Regions from separate parts of the Homo sapiens genome. Here region 2 is linked to region 1. The links are chromatin contacts, found by Hi-C or POLR2A ChIA-PET in ENCODE. All regions are on one chromosome and are shown on one strand. The core of a region is the stretch at or near the end of the contact, and the rest is flanking DNA. Distances in the headings are between cores, read along the strand shown. Region 1 has its middle 49 kb from the start of AADACL2-AS1. Region 2 has its middle 98 kb from the start of AADACL2-AS1.

Region 1 (4,200 bases), core at 1,480-3,979:
ATGGTGGTCATGCCTATAATTTCAGCACTTTGGGAGGCCGAGGCAGGTGAATCACTTAGGTCAGGAGTTTTGAGACCAGTTTGGTCAACATGGTGAAACCTTCTCTCTACCAAAAAAAAAAAAAAAAAAAAAAATGTAGCCAGACGTTGTGGCCCACGCCTGTAGTGTCCCAGCTACTCCAGAGGCTGAGGCAGGAGAATCACTTGAACCCAGGAGGTGGAGGTTGTAGTGAGCTGAGATCTCGTGCCACTGCACTCCACCCGGGGCAACACACTGAGACGTGGTCTCAACAAAAAAACACAATAAAAAAAATAGAGCTGAAAATACTTGATAAGCCATATGGAGGCGGAAAAATGGCTTCAGTTCATGGTATGTCACATAACCAAAATCAACTCCACGTGTATTAAGGTCAAAAGCAAAATTAAAGATTTTGGAAGAAATTCTAGTATAAAATATTTCTAATCTTGGATGGAGCAGACTTTTGAAAACAAGATACAAACAGCGATAACCAGGAAAGAAAATGACTTGGTAAATTATATTACATTAATATAAAGCATAGTTCATCAAAAGATGCCTTTTAGAAAGTAAAAAAAAAAAAGGTAAAACTAGAAGAAGATATTCATAACATATATAAAGATCCAAAGAAGATTAACATGAAGAACATGTATATCCAATATGTGATTGGAAAAAATTGTCTTACATTGATTGCTAAGAGATGGAGAGAGTGGTGATCAATACAATCTCTTCTACAATGTTGGTGGCAGTACACATTGGTACAACTTCTTTGGAAGACAACTTGTATTGTCTATAAAGTTCAACATTTGTGTACCCTATGACTCAGCCATTCTACTTACAGTTTAACTGTAGGTACTTGGATACCTGTACAAAAATATTGATAGCAGTACTCTCTGTACTCTCTCTGCCACAGGAAAACAACTGATCTGGAAACACCCCAAATTGCTCTCCATGAGAAAATGAATACATGAAGTGCAGTATATTCACACAGTAGAATATTATACAGCAGTGAACAATTAATGAACTACAACTAAATTCGACAGGTAGGGATCTTAGCACACAATATTTGAATTTAAAAAAGCATTTCCGGGAAACTAAAAACAGTATACACAAAAACCACGCCGGGAGCGGAGGCTCAGGCCTGTGATCCCAGCACTTTGGGAGGCCGAGGTGGGCAGATCAGGAGGTCAGGAGATCGAGACTATCCTGGCTAACACAGTGAAACCCCGTCTCTACTAAAAATACAAAAAATTAGCCGGGCGTGGTGGCGGGTGCCTGTAGTCCCAGCTACTCGGGAGGCTGAGGCAGGAGAATGGCATGAACCCAGGAGGTGGAGCTTGCAATAAGCCAAAATCGCACCACTGCACTCCAGCCTGGGGGACAGAGTGATACTCCGTCTCCAAAAAATAAAAATAAAAATAAAAAAACACAATATATTCTTTAGATATAGATATATATGATATATAGCTAGAGCAAGACATAAATAATATAGAAATAAATAAAACAAGAAAATGAAAACCACAAAATTCTCAAGAAAGTCGTTAGTTTTGACAGAAGAATGAGTGGATAAGCATGGATCTAGGTTAGCACAGGATGAATATAAGTTGCTAGTAATATTGTAGTTCTTAGGTTGACTGTTATAAATGTTATTTTTCCTAATAAATTCATAGTCTGGGCTGGGCGCGGTGGCTCACACCTGTAATCCCCGCACTTTGGGAAGCCGAGGCAGGCAGATCACCTGAGGTCAGGAGTTCGAGACCAGCCTGACTAACATGGTGAAACCCTGTCTCTACTGAAAATACATAAATTACCCAGGTGTGATGGCAGGTGCCTGTAATCCCAACTACTCCAGAGGCTGAGGCATGAGAATTGCCTGTACCTAGGAGGCAGAGGTTGCAGTGAGCCGAGATCGTGCCACTGCACTCCAGCCAGGGCAACAGAGTGAGACTCCAAATCAAAAAAAAAAAAAAAAAGTCTGTCAGTGGACCATTTATGTACTGTTAATGATTTGCTCAATTTTGTACACCTTATTTCCACAAGGAAAATTTAAAGATATGATTACATTTTTACATTGTGATGTCCTCACTCCACAGAAGCTGCTATTAGAATGGAAGTTAGCTGACTTTTAAGCTACTCTGCTTCCCAGGGTTTAGAAAGACTTTCTGTTCTGGTTCTACCATATGGAAAACCAGGAGGTCTTTGGGAACCTCCAATGCAACTCTGGCATCACGAACCTTCCTTGATATGTGTGGAAATAGAGAGTTCCAAATGCACAGCAAGACTTTTCTGTGTGTCAATTGGAAATATTTTGAATGTCGCTAAAGTTCTTTCTCTTTAGAAAACCTTATTTTTGGAGCAATCATTCTGCATTGGAGCCTGTAAATCATTAAATCTAATTTTTTTCATTTTTCTAATGACAAAGGTCAAACTCACAGAAGTTGGATTGCCTCCAGCAATGATTGTGTCACTGAAATGAAAATCGATGGAAATAGGTCAATTCCTATCTTTGGCCATACTGAAATCTGTGACTTTCCTTAATTAGTTTAGGACTTAAGTCATCTGAAACAGCAGCAGGAGCTGTAAAGTAAACTAAATTGTGGTTTTCATGAGTCATTGATGCTCATCACAACTGGTTGCCTTTCAAACCCTAGTGGCATCTTTGGCCTCATTGGAATGCATTAAAATGTTCCTTTTTCTGACAGTGTTCTTGCTTGCTTTCCTGTACACTCACTTTCCACTGGGCATATTCCAGCCTCTATTGGTTAGTGTTTTAATAGCTACCTTCCTCAGCCAGGAAGCAGCTTAAGCTACAATTCATTCATACTGGTAAAAATAGATCTTTTCTGAGAACTACAATGTCCAAGTCACTTGAGAAAAACATCTGAATAGCAGAAGGATGTAGATAAAACATAACAACTAAAGAAGAAAAACAAAGAATTTTATTTGATTGGGAGATGATTGGCAGTCTAACTTGCAGTGTTTCTGTTAACCCTAAAATGGAAGCAAAAGGCCAATTTTGATTTCATTTTAATGTTATGATCTTTATGGTGTTCTGCTCAAACCTTAGGAATATCATTAAAAAACAAAAAAATGAAAAACTCCCCCTAAAACGTCTAGCATTGTGGAGTCTAGATGAAACGTGTATGGCTTGAGAACATAAAGTTTGATGAAAGAGAAGGCCATTTTGCATTCATTCATTTACTCATTTACCCATTCATTGATTACCAGGTATCTTCTTTTTTTTTTTGAGATGGAGTCTTGCTCTGTCGCCCATGCTGGAGTGCAGTGGCTTGATCTCTGCTCACTGCAAGCTCCGCCTCCCCGGTTCACGCCATTCTCCTGCCTCAGCCTCACAAGTAGCTGGGACTACAGGTGCCCACCACCACGCCCGGCTAATTTTTTGTATTTTTAGTAGAGACGGGGTTTCATCATGTTAGCCAGGATAGTCTCGATCTCCTGACCTCATGATCCGCCTGCCTTGGCCTCCCAAAGTGCTGGGATTACAGGCGTGAGCCATCACGCCCGGCCGTACCTTCTTTTTATAAGGCACTGGATATTGATCGAAACCAATTTAAAGCATAGCCTCTTGCTTCAAAGAGTTTATATCTAATAGGATTTATTCCTCTATAATAAAGATAAACCAATATTTTAATCTGTCACTAAACCACAGAAACATATCTTTCAACATATAATTGAACTTGAATATTAAACTCATGAGAAAACACATTTGGGCATTTCTTTTCCTTTAGAACATTTACCTTGTGCTTAAAAGTTATGTTTATAAATCAAACCATTTAGGGTTCACCATGATTTTTATGTGATAAAAGATATGAAAAACAGTACAAAACCAAGCACCAACAAAAACAAGAAAACCTCAAAAGGAGACAAATACCTATAGAAAAATCATTAATTTATTGAATACATATTTATTTAGTGTTCCGTGTTCAATATACTACATTTACTGCCACATGGAGGTATAAACATGATAAGCAAAAAAATCTTCACCTTCCCAGTTTATAATTCTATTGAAAGATAAGAGAAATAAACATGCAGACATAAAACCCAAAAGTTACTCGGTTGGTTGTAATGTATCCTAAAACTCAAATAAATATTAGGCTCTCCAATATCTTTCTCAAACAACTTTGTAATTTTTTTCCTTTTATGGTGCATAACACAATTTGTGCT
Region 2 (3,928 bases), core at 655-3,154, 50 kb before region 1:
ACACACACACACACACACACACGCCACATTTTCTTTAGCCAATCCACTGGTGAAGGACACTTAAGTTGAATTTCAATAATATGAATTTTTCCAGTCCATGAATACAAGATGTGTTTCCATTGATTTTTGTCCTCTTCAGTTTTTTTTATCAATGTTTTATAGTTTTCATTGTAGAGGTCTTTACCCATTTCCTTGGTTACATTTATTCCTAGGTATTTTTTTGCAGTGCTTGTAAATGGGGTTATTTTCTTGATTTTTTAAAAGACAGTTTGCTGTTGACATATAGAAATGCTACTTACTTTTGTAGGTTGATTTTTGTATTCTGCAACTTTACTGAATTTATCAGTTTTAAGAGGTTTTTTGTATGTGGAGTACTTAAAATTTTCTCTATGTAAGATCATGTCATCTGCAAACAAATAATTGGCTTTCTCTTTTCCAATTTGGATGCCCTTTTGTTTTCTTTCTCTTGCCTAATTGCTCTGGCTCGGAATTTCAGTACAATGTTGACTAGAAGTGGTGAAAGTGGGCATCCTTGTCTAGTTGTAGATCTCAGAGAAAAAGCTTTTAACTTTTCTCAACTCAGTATGATATTAGCTGTGGGTTTCCATATATGGCCTTTATTATGCTGAGGTACATTCCCTCTATAACCAATTTGTTGAGGGCTTTTATTTTGAGTTTTTATTTATTATATATTTTATTACCTTAATTATTATTATTTTATCAAATGCTTTTTCTGCATCTATTGCAATGATTATGTGGTTTCTGTTTTTGATTCCATTAATGTTATACATCATGTTTATTGATTTATGTATGTCGAGCCATTCTTGCATCCCTGGAATGGATCCCACTTGCTCATGGTGAATGGTATTTTTAATGTGTTCTATAATTTGGTTTGCTAATATTTTGTTGAGGATATTTGTATCTATGTTCATCGGGGATATTGGCCTCTGCGTTTTTTTGTAGTTGTTGCTGATGTGTCTTTATCTGATTTTAAACAGAGAGTAAGATAGTGATTATCAGAGGCTGGGGAGAATGGAGGGAGGAAGAGTGATTAGTTAATGAGTATAAAGTTATAGTTAGGTGGAATAATTTCTGGTTTTCTATTGATGATTATAGTTAACATGGTTAAAAATAATGTATTTATTTTTCCAAATAGCTAGAAGAGAGGGTTTTGAATACTCTTGCTACAAAACAATGATAAATATTTAAGGTGATAGCTATGCTAATTTTCCTGATTTTATTATTACACAATGTATATATATATCAAAACATCATACTTTACCTCCAAATATGTACAATCATTATGTATCAATTAAAAACAAAATAAAACTTTAAAAAGTGTAAGACCCGTTCATTTCCATAGTATTTTTCTTTTTGTTTGTTTCCCTTATAAGTAGCAGCAAACTTTCATCTTAAAAGGCATTCACTACTCAGTGAAAAAGGTGTAATTTCAGAATAAATGTAAACTTTTTAAGGAAGAATAATCATGACACCAAAGCTACCACAGTAACAATTTACTTAGAAGGGAGTATTTGTGTTTGAAGATGATTACAAATGGAAATGGAAATGGAAATACTGAGAGAAAAAAACAACATATTTTGAGGATGAATTGCCCCTTCCTTTTTTAAGGACTTAGTCATGCCATAAACATTATTTCTTTAAAAGCTTAAGTTAAAATTCTTTATGTGTGATGGTCTGCCCTCTCCTGGGCCAGAGTCATATACAAAAAAAAATCTATTTGACTTGTAAAAAGAAATTCATCTCCAAAACAATAAAGTATCTTGCAAGTTAACTTGGTATTAAAATCTTAATAGGTATTCATGAGTGTGGTAATTTCTCACAGATTGCGGCCGTTTTTCAAATATTTGAGGAGTTCTTAGGTGTAGTTGTTCTATTCATTTCCTACTTATGTCCCTTTATTTTATTGCAAAATAAACACAGCTTGGCACTTGACATTTTCCCTGACCCATCTTTTAAACATACATTAGATGTGAGTCATAGGCAATGAACGGAACTCGCATTTTTGCCCACATATTTTTACGTTAAAAATGTTTTCATAATACATGTAATACAAATGTATTAAAGAAGAAAGTTAGAAAATAGAAACAAACAAACCATGAAAAATTACTTGTAATCACATCACAATGGTATAATCACCATTAATATTTGGGAGATTAATATTCCAGATATTTTATATATATTGTAATATATTAACTCCAAAAAGGTACTTATTTTATTTTATTTTTTATGTTTAATTTTTATGGGTACATAGTAGTTGGATATATTTATGGGGTACATGAGACATTATGATACATACATGCAATGGGTAATAATTACATCAAGGTAAATGGGGTATCCGTGCCCTCAAGCATTTATCCTTGCTTTACAAACAATCTGATCCCATTTTTTAGTTATTTAAAAATATACAATTAAATTACTTTTCACTACAGTCACTTTGTTGGGTAAGCAAATACTAGGACTTATTCGTTCTTTCTAACTATTTTTTAATACCCATTAACCCTCCCCAGTTCCTCTGCACCCACCCCTTACCCTTCCCAGCCTCTGGTAACCATTCTTCTACTCTCTATGAGTTCAATTGTTTTGATTTTTAGATCCCATAAACAAGTGAGAACATGCAAAGTTTGTCTTTCTGTGCCTTGCTTATTTCACTTAACTTAATGACCCCCAGTTCCATTTATGTTGTTGCAAATGACATGTTTTTGCAAAAGATCTCGTTCTTTTACATGGTTGAATAGAGCTCCATTGTGTGTATGTACCACATTTTCTTTATCCATTCATCTGTTGATGGACAGTTAGATTGATTCTATATTTTGGCAGGCATGTCACACGGCCAGAGCAGGAGCAAGAGAGAAAATCCAGGGTAGAGAGCATAGGTGTTACACACCTTTAAACAACCAGATCTCATGTGAACTTAGAGTGAGAACTCACTTATCACCAAGGGGAAGGCTCAAGCCATTCATGAGAGATCCACCTCCGTGAGCCAAACACCTTCCACCAGGCCCCATCTCCAACACTGGGGATTACAATTTAACATGAGATTTGCTGGGGACATATATTCAAACTATATAAGGTTGTTTATTTGAAGTTTTCTTCCTTTTTATATAGGCACTTATATCTATAAACTTCCCTCTTAGTATTGCTTTTGCTGTATTCCATGGGTTTTGGTATGTTGTGTTTCCATTATCATTTGTTTCAAGAAATTGTGAAATTTCCTCCTTAATTTCTTCATTTACCTACTGGTCATTCAGGAACATACTGTTTAATTTCCATGTGTCTGTACATTTTCCAAAATTCTTCTTGTTGGTGATTTCTAGTTTTATACTGCTGTGATTAGAGCAGATGCTTAATATTATTTCATTTTTTGAATGTTTCAACACTTGTTTTCTGTCCTAACATATGATCTATAGACAAAATGATCCATGTGCTGAGGAAAAGAATGTGTATTCTGCAGCTGTTGGATGAAATGTTTTGTAAGTATCTATTTGGTAGACTTGGTCTACAGTTCAGATTAAGTTCAATGTTACTTTGTTGATTTTCTGTCTGAAATATCTGTCCAATGCTGAAAATGGGGTGTTGAAGTCTCCAGCTATTATTGTATTGAGGTCTATCTCTTTCTTTAGTTCTAATAATATTTTCTTTATATACCTGGGTGATCCAGTGTTGGATGCATATATATTTACAATCATTACATCCTCCTGCTGAAATAATCCCTTCATCATTTATAGGGACCTTCTTTGTCTCTTATAATTTTTGTTTTGAAATCAATTTTGCCTGATGTAAGTATCATAACTCCTACTCTTTTTGGTTTCCACTGACATGTAATATCTTTTTTCATCCCCTTATTTTCAGTCTTTTTGTGTCTTTATAGGTGAAATGTGTAAATGTGTTTCTTTTTCTTTTCTTTTTT

The links. Hi-C counts contacts between places; a loop is a spot of excess contacts on that map. ChIA-PET counts read pairs that join two places held with the same protein, here RNA polymerase II (POLR2A). Pooled maps may share reads with other maps.
Region 2: a map of endothelial cell of umbilical vein shows a loop between it and region 1 (7-fold over the local background). The contact joins two enhancer-like sites. A Hi-C loop is called at or near these places in 7 of 168 maps with a recorded cell type or tissue (CD8-positive, alpha-beta T cell, Caco-2, Calu3 and 4 more) and 3 of 50 pooled maps. POLR2A ChIA-PET finds 5 or more read pairs at or near these places in 4 of 52 experiments (BJ, HCT116, PC-3 and 1 more).

The regions. Positions count from the first base shown.
Region 1 is chr3:151,974,865-151,979,064 of GRCh38, reverse strand. No RefSeq gene overlaps it. Among named protein-coding and RNA genes, the nearest start is that of AADACL2-AS1, 49 kb to the right of the region's middle. Within about 2 kb of position 2,729, at least 6 of the 41 ENCODE cell types and tissues checked have a DNase peak (open chromatin) inside an H3K27ac peak, as active enhancers do; they include HCT116, PC-3 and endothelial cell of umbilical vein, where a contact is called at or near this core.
Region 2 is chr3:152,024,152-152,028,079 of GRCh38, reverse strand. No RefSeq gene overlaps it. Among named protein-coding and RNA genes, the nearest start is that of AADACL2-AS1, 98 kb to the right of the region's middle. Within about 2 kb of position 1,904, at least 5 of the 41 ENCODE cell types and tissues checked have a DNase peak (open chromatin) inside an H3K27ac peak, as active enhancers do; they include HCT116, PC-3 and endothelial cell of umbilical vein, where a contact is called at or near this core.